Linked DNA regions of Homo sapiens: region 2 is linked to region 1. The links are chromatin contacts, found by Hi-C in ENCODE. All regions are on one chromosome and are shown on one strand. The core of a region is the stretch at or near the end of the contact, and the rest is flanking DNA. Distances in the headings are between cores, read along the strand shown. Region 1 overlaps CAMTA1 (calmodulin binding transcription activator 1). Region 2 holds the start of CAMTA1-IT1 (CAMTA1 intronic transcript 1).

Region 1 (3,760 bases), core at 829-3,328:
CTGCAAGCTCCAGGTGGCCTGGACCGGGGAGTCAGGCTTCCCTGGGGCTCCCATCTCCGAGCGGGGCCGCTGCCACTGGCCACCAGGTGGCGCTGGTCGACCAGGAACGGCTCCGCGAGCCCCAGGAAGGAAGGCTTTGTTGATTTTCCTTCTTGATATTCTATAATCACCAGGATTACAATCTAAGCAAAAAACAAAACAAATAAACACAGCCCCCCCCCCTTCTGGATCTTTGGTCTTTGTCTGAAAAATTATGAGAAAACAAAAGGCGCACTGAACATACAACCCCAGGCTTGGGTACTGGCAACAGCGAGGGCCTCCGGAACAGAGGGAGGGAGGCTGGGGGTCTGGGGATCCTGGGCTCTGCGACCTCTCCCAGCCTGAGCTGGGTCCCTGGAGAGCAGGTGCTGGCTAAGCAGCCGCTCTGAGCAGATTTCTCTGCCACTGCAGCCACTGCTCAGCAATGAGGGGCCCGTTTGCAGCCACCCCATCCGAGGCCCGGTACTGGAAACGGTGTGGTGTCTCGGCAGCACTGCCTTACAGATGCTGAAGGCTGGCAGGACTGACACCCTGGCCCCTGGAAAACCAACAGGCTGCAGGTGAGGACCAGTGTGTTAGGGGAGATGGACTGTGGGGGCCATGACAGCACAAGCAAGCCCACACTTGCCAGGGCCTCCACCCAACTCAACAGGGCCTCCATTCACACTCACTAGGGCCTCCATTCCAACTCACTGTGGCCTCCACCCCACTCACCATGGCCTCCACCCTCACAGTCACCATGGCCTCTACCCAACTCACCATGACTTTCACCCTCACAGTCACCATGGCCTCCACCCTCAGTCACCAGGGCCTCTACCTCACCAGGGCCTCTGCTCACACTCACCAGGACCTCCTCCCAACCCACCAGAGCCTCCACCCAACTCACCAGGGCCTCCACCCAACTCACCACAGCCTCCACCTTCACAGTTACCATGGCCTCCAACCACTCACCAGGGCCCTCACCCTCACAGTCACCATGGCCTCCACCCTCAGTCACCAGGGCCTCCATCCGCCTCAACAGGGCCTCCAGTCACACTCACCAGGGCCTCCACCCAACTCACCAGGGCCTCCAACCACACTCACTATGGCCTCCATCCAACTTACCAGGGCCTCCACCCAACTCACCGTGGCCTCCACCCAACTCACCAGGGCCTCCACCCAACTCACCGTGGCCTCCAACCACACTCACTATGGCCTCCATCCAACTCACCAGGGCAGGGCCTCCACCCAACTCACCATAGCCTCCACCTTCACAATCACCATGGCCTCCACCCTCACAGTCACCATGGCCTCCACCTGCAGTCACCAGGGCCTCCATCCACCTCAACGGGGCCTCCGCTCACACTTACCAGGGCCTCCACCCAACTCACCATGGCCTCCACCCAATTCACCAGGGCCCCCACCAAACTCACCAGGGCCTTCACCTGCACTCACTATGGCCTCCACCCCACATTCAGGATGGCCTCCACCTCCACTTTCAACATGGCCTTTGTGGCCTCACATTTACTATGGCCTCCACCACCTGCCATGGAGGTGAGGTTGCTTTTGGAGGAAGTGTGGGGGTGGAGGTGCTGAATCCCCACACACTCGTGCCTGTGGATACGTCGTGTGCCCGTGCAGAAGCATGGAGGTGCACAGAGCACTTGTGTGGTGTGGGCGTAGGCCCTGGGGCTCTGCTGATTCCACAGCCAGCCCTCCTGCCGCCCGCCCAGTGCTGCAGAGGACACCTGCCCCAGAGGCCTGAGTACTCTGGCCTGATGCCAGCGGAGCTCTGGGGCTGGCAGGCAGGGTGGAGCTAAACCCCGAGGCGGCTGGGGGAGCTGCCTGCTGATTTCCGGGCCTTCGAAGCCTGCAGGAAGGCCTAGGACTTGCTCATGGCTGCAGGGCCATCTGGCCAGCCAGGGCACTCCAAGAGGAGCCTCCAGGTGGGAGAGCTGGGACAAGATCACCACACGGGAAGGGCTGTGAACACAGCTTAGAAGTCATGCCCTCGCCACTCACTCCGGATGGAACAACCTCACCAACAGCTTGCTGGGAAATGCCTGGCGTGCCATCCCCTCCTGGGCTGCCAGGAAATGGGCAGGGAAGAAAGCCACGGGTGCTCAGAGGGAGAGGATCTTCTCCGAGGAAACGGTTCCATCTGGCTTTCTGTAGGTTCCAGTGGAGCCAAGGGTGCAAGGTTTGGGGCATGGCAGTTTAGAACCACTGTGGCTCTGAGCAGCCCAAGATCACTGAGCAAGTTTCCTGCCAGCTTGGCAGGACAGAAGCACAGAGCCTGCCTGGCAGAGCAGTCGACTCCACTCAAAGTCATCTCTCAGTGGCTAATCTGGGAGGAGAGGACTCCCCCTTCAGCTCCTCACTCACACTATGGGGGTTTACTGGGTGCAAATCTGGTGCTCTCTCAGACCAGCTGCATTGGAACAGACCCTGGAATTTCCAGGATGAGACATACTAAGCTTTAGATCACTTGCGTACTGTAAACTCCAGGCCTCAGACGGCGCCTCAGACAGTCATTGCCAGGCCTTGGACTGAGATGGGCAATTCTGTGCACTATAAGCCAGAAAGCTGAAGCCCACAGGGGCACCCCAGGCTAAGCACAGCTCTACTCAGCCCTGAATGATTCACATGCAGAACCTCTTTCCCCAAAGTACGTTAGGATGGAACTACAAAGCAAAAAACGACACTTCCCAGACTCTCTTGCAACTAGGAGTAACCATATGACAAAATTCTGTCCAACGACACCAGAGATGAAATGATGTATGCAAGTTGTGGGCTTAAAGGGAAGGAACTCACCCTCCACCTTATTTTCTCCTCTTTCCACTGGTTGGAATGCAGTTGCAATGGCAGGAGCTGGAGTAGCCATTTTGGACCATGTAAAAGAAGGCAAAGCCCTAGGAATGGGGAGCAGCCACCCGGAGGGAGCCAGGGTGGCCGATCCCTGACCCTGGGGCTGCCACATCAACCCTGAACTGTGACATGAAAGCCAAAGGAGCTTCCCTTTCATTGAAGCCACTGTTATTTTGGTCTTCCTCATAGCAGCAGGACCCATAGTCTCATGATTACAGAAGGGATTCCAAAAGACAGGAAAGATCTCTGGGAATGTCCTGGGAATTCCTATCAGCTATCTTCATTTATTTCTGTGTGTGTTTTTTTTCATCTGAAGGAAGCATTCCTCAGATTGCAGGTGGAAGGGAAGCCCCCTTCTGACCAAAGGGCACAGCTGCAAGGACCAGGATGGGATTCTCTGAATCAGCCTGGTGAGATTCCCAGGGCATAAGGTCACGGAGCCCCCATCTCACAGCAGGTGAGGTGAAGGCTGCAGACCCATCTCCCTTCAGCCCTGGGGAGCACGACATTGTGATTAAACCGCTGACAACTCCGCTGGCGGGCAGGGAAATTTGGAAACATCAGGAAATCAAACTGTGAAGTCTTCGAAGGCACGCGATTTATGTGAAAATGGGATGAAGCTAATGTGTTTGGCTCCAGTGTTGGGTGACCCGCCTGATTCTGGAATCAAATCTGAGGTCTTCTTGGCTCTCAGCACACCTCTGCTGTCCCCGGACACACACACTTAGCTGGTGCCCTCTGTGTGTTCCAAGCCTGATCGTCATCTGCGCCTTCTCCTGCAGCCGCATTTCCAGGGCTGTTTCTCGGGCTGTGTTTCTGTCAGAGCCGTGCACACGCACGCCCGAGCCAAGGAATTGTGTGCGGCTCTGCTTCC
Region 2 (3,760 bases), core at 494-2,993, 280 kb after region 1:
TCCATTTGACAAATATTTTCTGAGTGCCCCATGCCAGTCCCTGTGCCAAGTACATTGGGGTCACAGAGAACGGGCAGAGTCCCAGAGGAGGAGAAAGGAGCAAGTCACCAGGTAATATTCATGACACAGTGGGCTCGGCATGTGATAGTGCCAAGTGAGCCCAGAGGGCCATAGAGGACACCCCCAGGTTGGGGATTCAGACGCAGGAAGCTGATGACCCTGTGCGCGGAGGGAGCAGCCTCCAGAGAGGAGCAGGAGCTGCCCGGAGGAGTGCTTTCCACCCATCCCCACGTATTGCTCTGGGTGGAACCAGCTCCCCTGACTCCATCAGTCAGCAGAGAAGCCATATCTTGGACCCTATGCCCCAAGATCCCAGAATCAGTTCCTGGTGAAAAAAGCCAGAGCTGAAGTCTCAAACCAGTGGTAACGGGGGCTGCCTGTTTTGGCCAGAACTGTCATTAGAATCTTAGGAAGCAACTGAGCCAGAGGAAAAGAAAGGGATCATTCTCCAAGAAGGGGGTCCAGGAGGAGACTCCGGTGTCTCTACTTCTGCAGAGCTGCGCTCACTCTCCACCAGCAGGCCCAGGGAAGTCCACACCCAGGCGCGGGGCCTAGGGAAAGAAGACGCTTGGCTGCACGTTTATACTTTTAGAAGCATTAAAAAAAAAGGTCTGAAATTATTTTTTAAATATGAACAGGAGGTTTTAATCAGAACAGGAGAGAGGAATTCCTTTCCAGTAATAGCCCAGTAATAGCACTTCCTAAAGTAATGAGATTTCAGTATTCAACAATAAAATGTGATCTATTCAGGATTCTAGGAAATAAAACTCTAGAGATAATTCGAGGGTGATTTTCTGATGCCTGAATGGGTGTTATGGGTTCAGACCATCAAGCCCATCCACAGCGCAGCCACCAGGTGCTTGCTGCTCAAAGGCCTCCAGACAGAGGCTGGAATTCAGCGTCCACTGGGGCCTCCCTCCCGACAACCTCTGAAGACCACAGGTTGGTCCTCATGGGGTCCGGCCTCCAGGCCAAGTGTGAGCTTGGCTGGATGTCACAACTGCTCCCTGGGCTTGGACTCTGGGGAAGGTCATGGGAGGTGTTCTGCACTCTCTGGGATGACTCTCAGTCCTTCATCACCAGCCACACCGAGCCTAAGGACATCCACTACAGAAGCCCATGGCCACCGCCATTCCCCTGACTGGACTGATCTGAGAAAGCAGTTTGACAGGTGGCTCATTCATTCATTCACTCATTCATTCATTCATCCATTCACTCAGTATATACTGAGCCCTTGCTTTGTGCCATGGACTCCGACTGATTCTAGAAGCACTGTGTGGAGTGTTTTTATGGGGCTTATCCAAACTCCACAGACACGCATCTCTGCAGCCCCAGAGCCCACAGCACACTGGGATACCCTCTCCCACTGCCCAGAAAGCATCTCACGCATCCTACCTCTCACCTTCGACATCCCCTCCTCAGGGAAGCCTCCCACCATCCCATATCTGCAGCTGCAGCCTCCTTCACGCCTGCCTTCTAGCATAGGTTGAAGCTGTAATGACCACCATGCACTCATAGGTCTGATCTGTGTACAAGAAACCCAGGAAAGCAGTGAGCTAGGATTGTGCCTCTGCACTTCAGCCTGGGTGACAGAGCAAGAAAGTCCTTGTCTCAGAAAAAAAAAAAAAAGAGTCACAAGGGAACCTGTGTGCCCCCTCCTCCACCATGTGAGGACACATAGAAGGTGCCATCTATCAGGAACAGCCTCTTACCAGACACTAAATCTGCTGGTGTCTTGATCTTGGACTTCCCAGCCTCCAGAACTGTGAGCATTAAATGTATGTTGTTTATAGTTACCCAGTCTAAAGTATGTTGTTCTGGCACCATGCATGGACTAAGACACCTCGCTGGTCTCGCTGCCTGCAGTGTCCTCAGGATGTTGCACACCACCTGCATAGAGTCAGCACTCGATAAGCATTGTTTATGAATGAATGAAGTGACTCTAGAGTCATCCTGTGAGGCAGGGCACTGGCTAAAGGGACCACAGTTTCAGGAGTCAAGTGAAAAATCTGTTCTAACCCATGAGCTACCCTGGAAGAGGCACTCTCGGCTTTTCTGACCTCAGTCCCTCTCTGTAAGCTGATGGGGCTGGACTCTGGTTTCTCTGGCTTTAGCCCCCGTGACTTTATGGTTCTGTGACTCTCTATCAGGCATCTGTTCCCAAGTGTTCCCGGTCCCTGGGATACTCTGGCTTGCTATGCCTTTGAGGGGGGCTACCAGGGTGAAGCAGGTTTAGTAGAGGGCAGATCTACAAATGCTTATTGGAGAAACACCCCTCACCTGGCCAGCTAACCACAGCGCTGCCACACTCCACTCATGGAGAGTCCTTGCTGGGGTCAGCCAAGCCTCATCACAGCCAAGATGAGACACACACCAGATGCCCTCCCTCCTGCACTTGGTGGCCAAAAATAGACCTGCTAATCACGGGGCTTAAATCCTTCTGAGGGTCCCAGAGGCAACCACACAGGCCAATCGTTCCGATGTCACCCATCCTGTGAAATGTCACTCACTGGCAGGAACCAAACCACCTGATTTGCAAACTGCTATATCCTGAAAGCCAGAAGACAGCGTAAGAGGAAGGATTAAGTGAAGTTCGGCTGACAGATGATGTTCTACAAAAGGTCACCCCCAGATCATTCCTCCATCCATTATTTATTAACAACCTCCGAGACACGAGTGTTACATCAAATGTCCTGCAACGGGAAGATGATAAAGTAATATTTTATAGCTAGAGCCCTCTTAAAGGTGTTAACAAAGAGCTTACAAAGTGATTTCAATGTGTTACAAAATAATTTGTTAAGAATTCACTGCAGCTGAACATTAAAAGAGATATTAATCACCCAGTGAAATGGATGCAAGAAAAACAGCCCAGCTCATGTCCATGAGTGATGTAACAAGTGGGCACCATGTTCCTGTTGATTTAGCACTTGGGTCAGACAAGGGCACAGTTCCTACTCACTCTCTCACGTTTCAAACTTGGTATCATGTCCCTATTTAAAAACTTCCGCAATGTCTTTCTTCTTCTACAGAGCACCTCTGCGAGCTAGAAGGGTTGGCATAAATGGTTATGTTCCACTAATTGTCTTTGCCCCACACGCATCAAGTCTATCCAAGTCCACCACCTCTACCCAAGTTCACTCGCTCTATTCAAGTCCATCAACCCTACCAAAGTCCACCAAGTCTATCCAAAGCCACCACCTCTACCCAAATCCACTCACTCTATTCAAGTCTACCAGTCCTACCGAAGTTCACCACCTCCACAGAAGTCTACTCAGTCTATTCAAGTCTACTAACTCTACCCAAGTCCACTAACTCTATTCAAGTCCACCAATCCTACCCAAGCCCACCACCTCTATCCAAGTTCACTGCCTCTACCCAAGTCCACCAACTCTATTCGAGTCCACCAGTCCTACCCAAGTTCACCACCTCTACCCAAGTTCACTCACTCTATTCAAGTCCACCAATCCTACCAAAGTCCACCAACTCTATCCAAAGCCACCACCACTACCCAAGTCCACCAACTCTATCCAAGGTCACCATCGGTACCCATGTCCACCACCTCTACCCAAGTCTACCAACTCTATTAAATTCCACCAGTCCACTAACTCTATTCAAGTCCACTAACTCTATTGAAGTCTACTAACTCTTTCCAAGTCCACTAACTCTACCCAAGTCTACTAACTGTACCCAAGTCCACCAA

Evidence for each region. A loop is a pair of places that touch in the nucleus more often than their neighbours do. Pooled maps may share reads with other maps.
Region 2: a loop to region 1 is called in a map of cardiac septum, with 2.5 times the contacts of the local background. The contact joins the promoter of CAMTA1-IT1 here to the enhancer-like site in region 1. A Hi-C loop is called at or near these places in 3 of 168 maps with a recorded cell type or tissue (Right ventricle myocardium inferior, cardiac septum and endothelial cell of umbilical vein) and 9 of 50 pooled maps.

What each region holds. Positions count from the first base shown.
Region 1 is chr1:7,643,741-7,647,500 of GRCh38, reverse strand. All of the region lies in intron 7 of CAMTA1 (calmodulin binding transcription activator 1), which reads right to left. Among named protein-coding and RNA genes, the nearest start is that of VAMP3, 130 kb to the left of the region's middle. RefSeq lists an enhancer at 3,190-3,690. Within about 2 kb of position 2,078, at least 7 of the 41 ENCODE cell types and tissues checked have a DNase peak (open chromatin) inside an H3K27ac peak, as active enhancers do.
Region 2 is chr1:7,362,377-7,366,136 of GRCh38, reverse strand. It overlaps CAMTA1-IT1 (CAMTA1 intronic transcript 1), which reads right to left and starts at 1,743. Exons shown (of 1, transcript XR_010947450.1): 1 at 1-1,743. All of the region lies in intron 5 of CAMTA1 (calmodulin binding transcription activator 1), which reads right to left.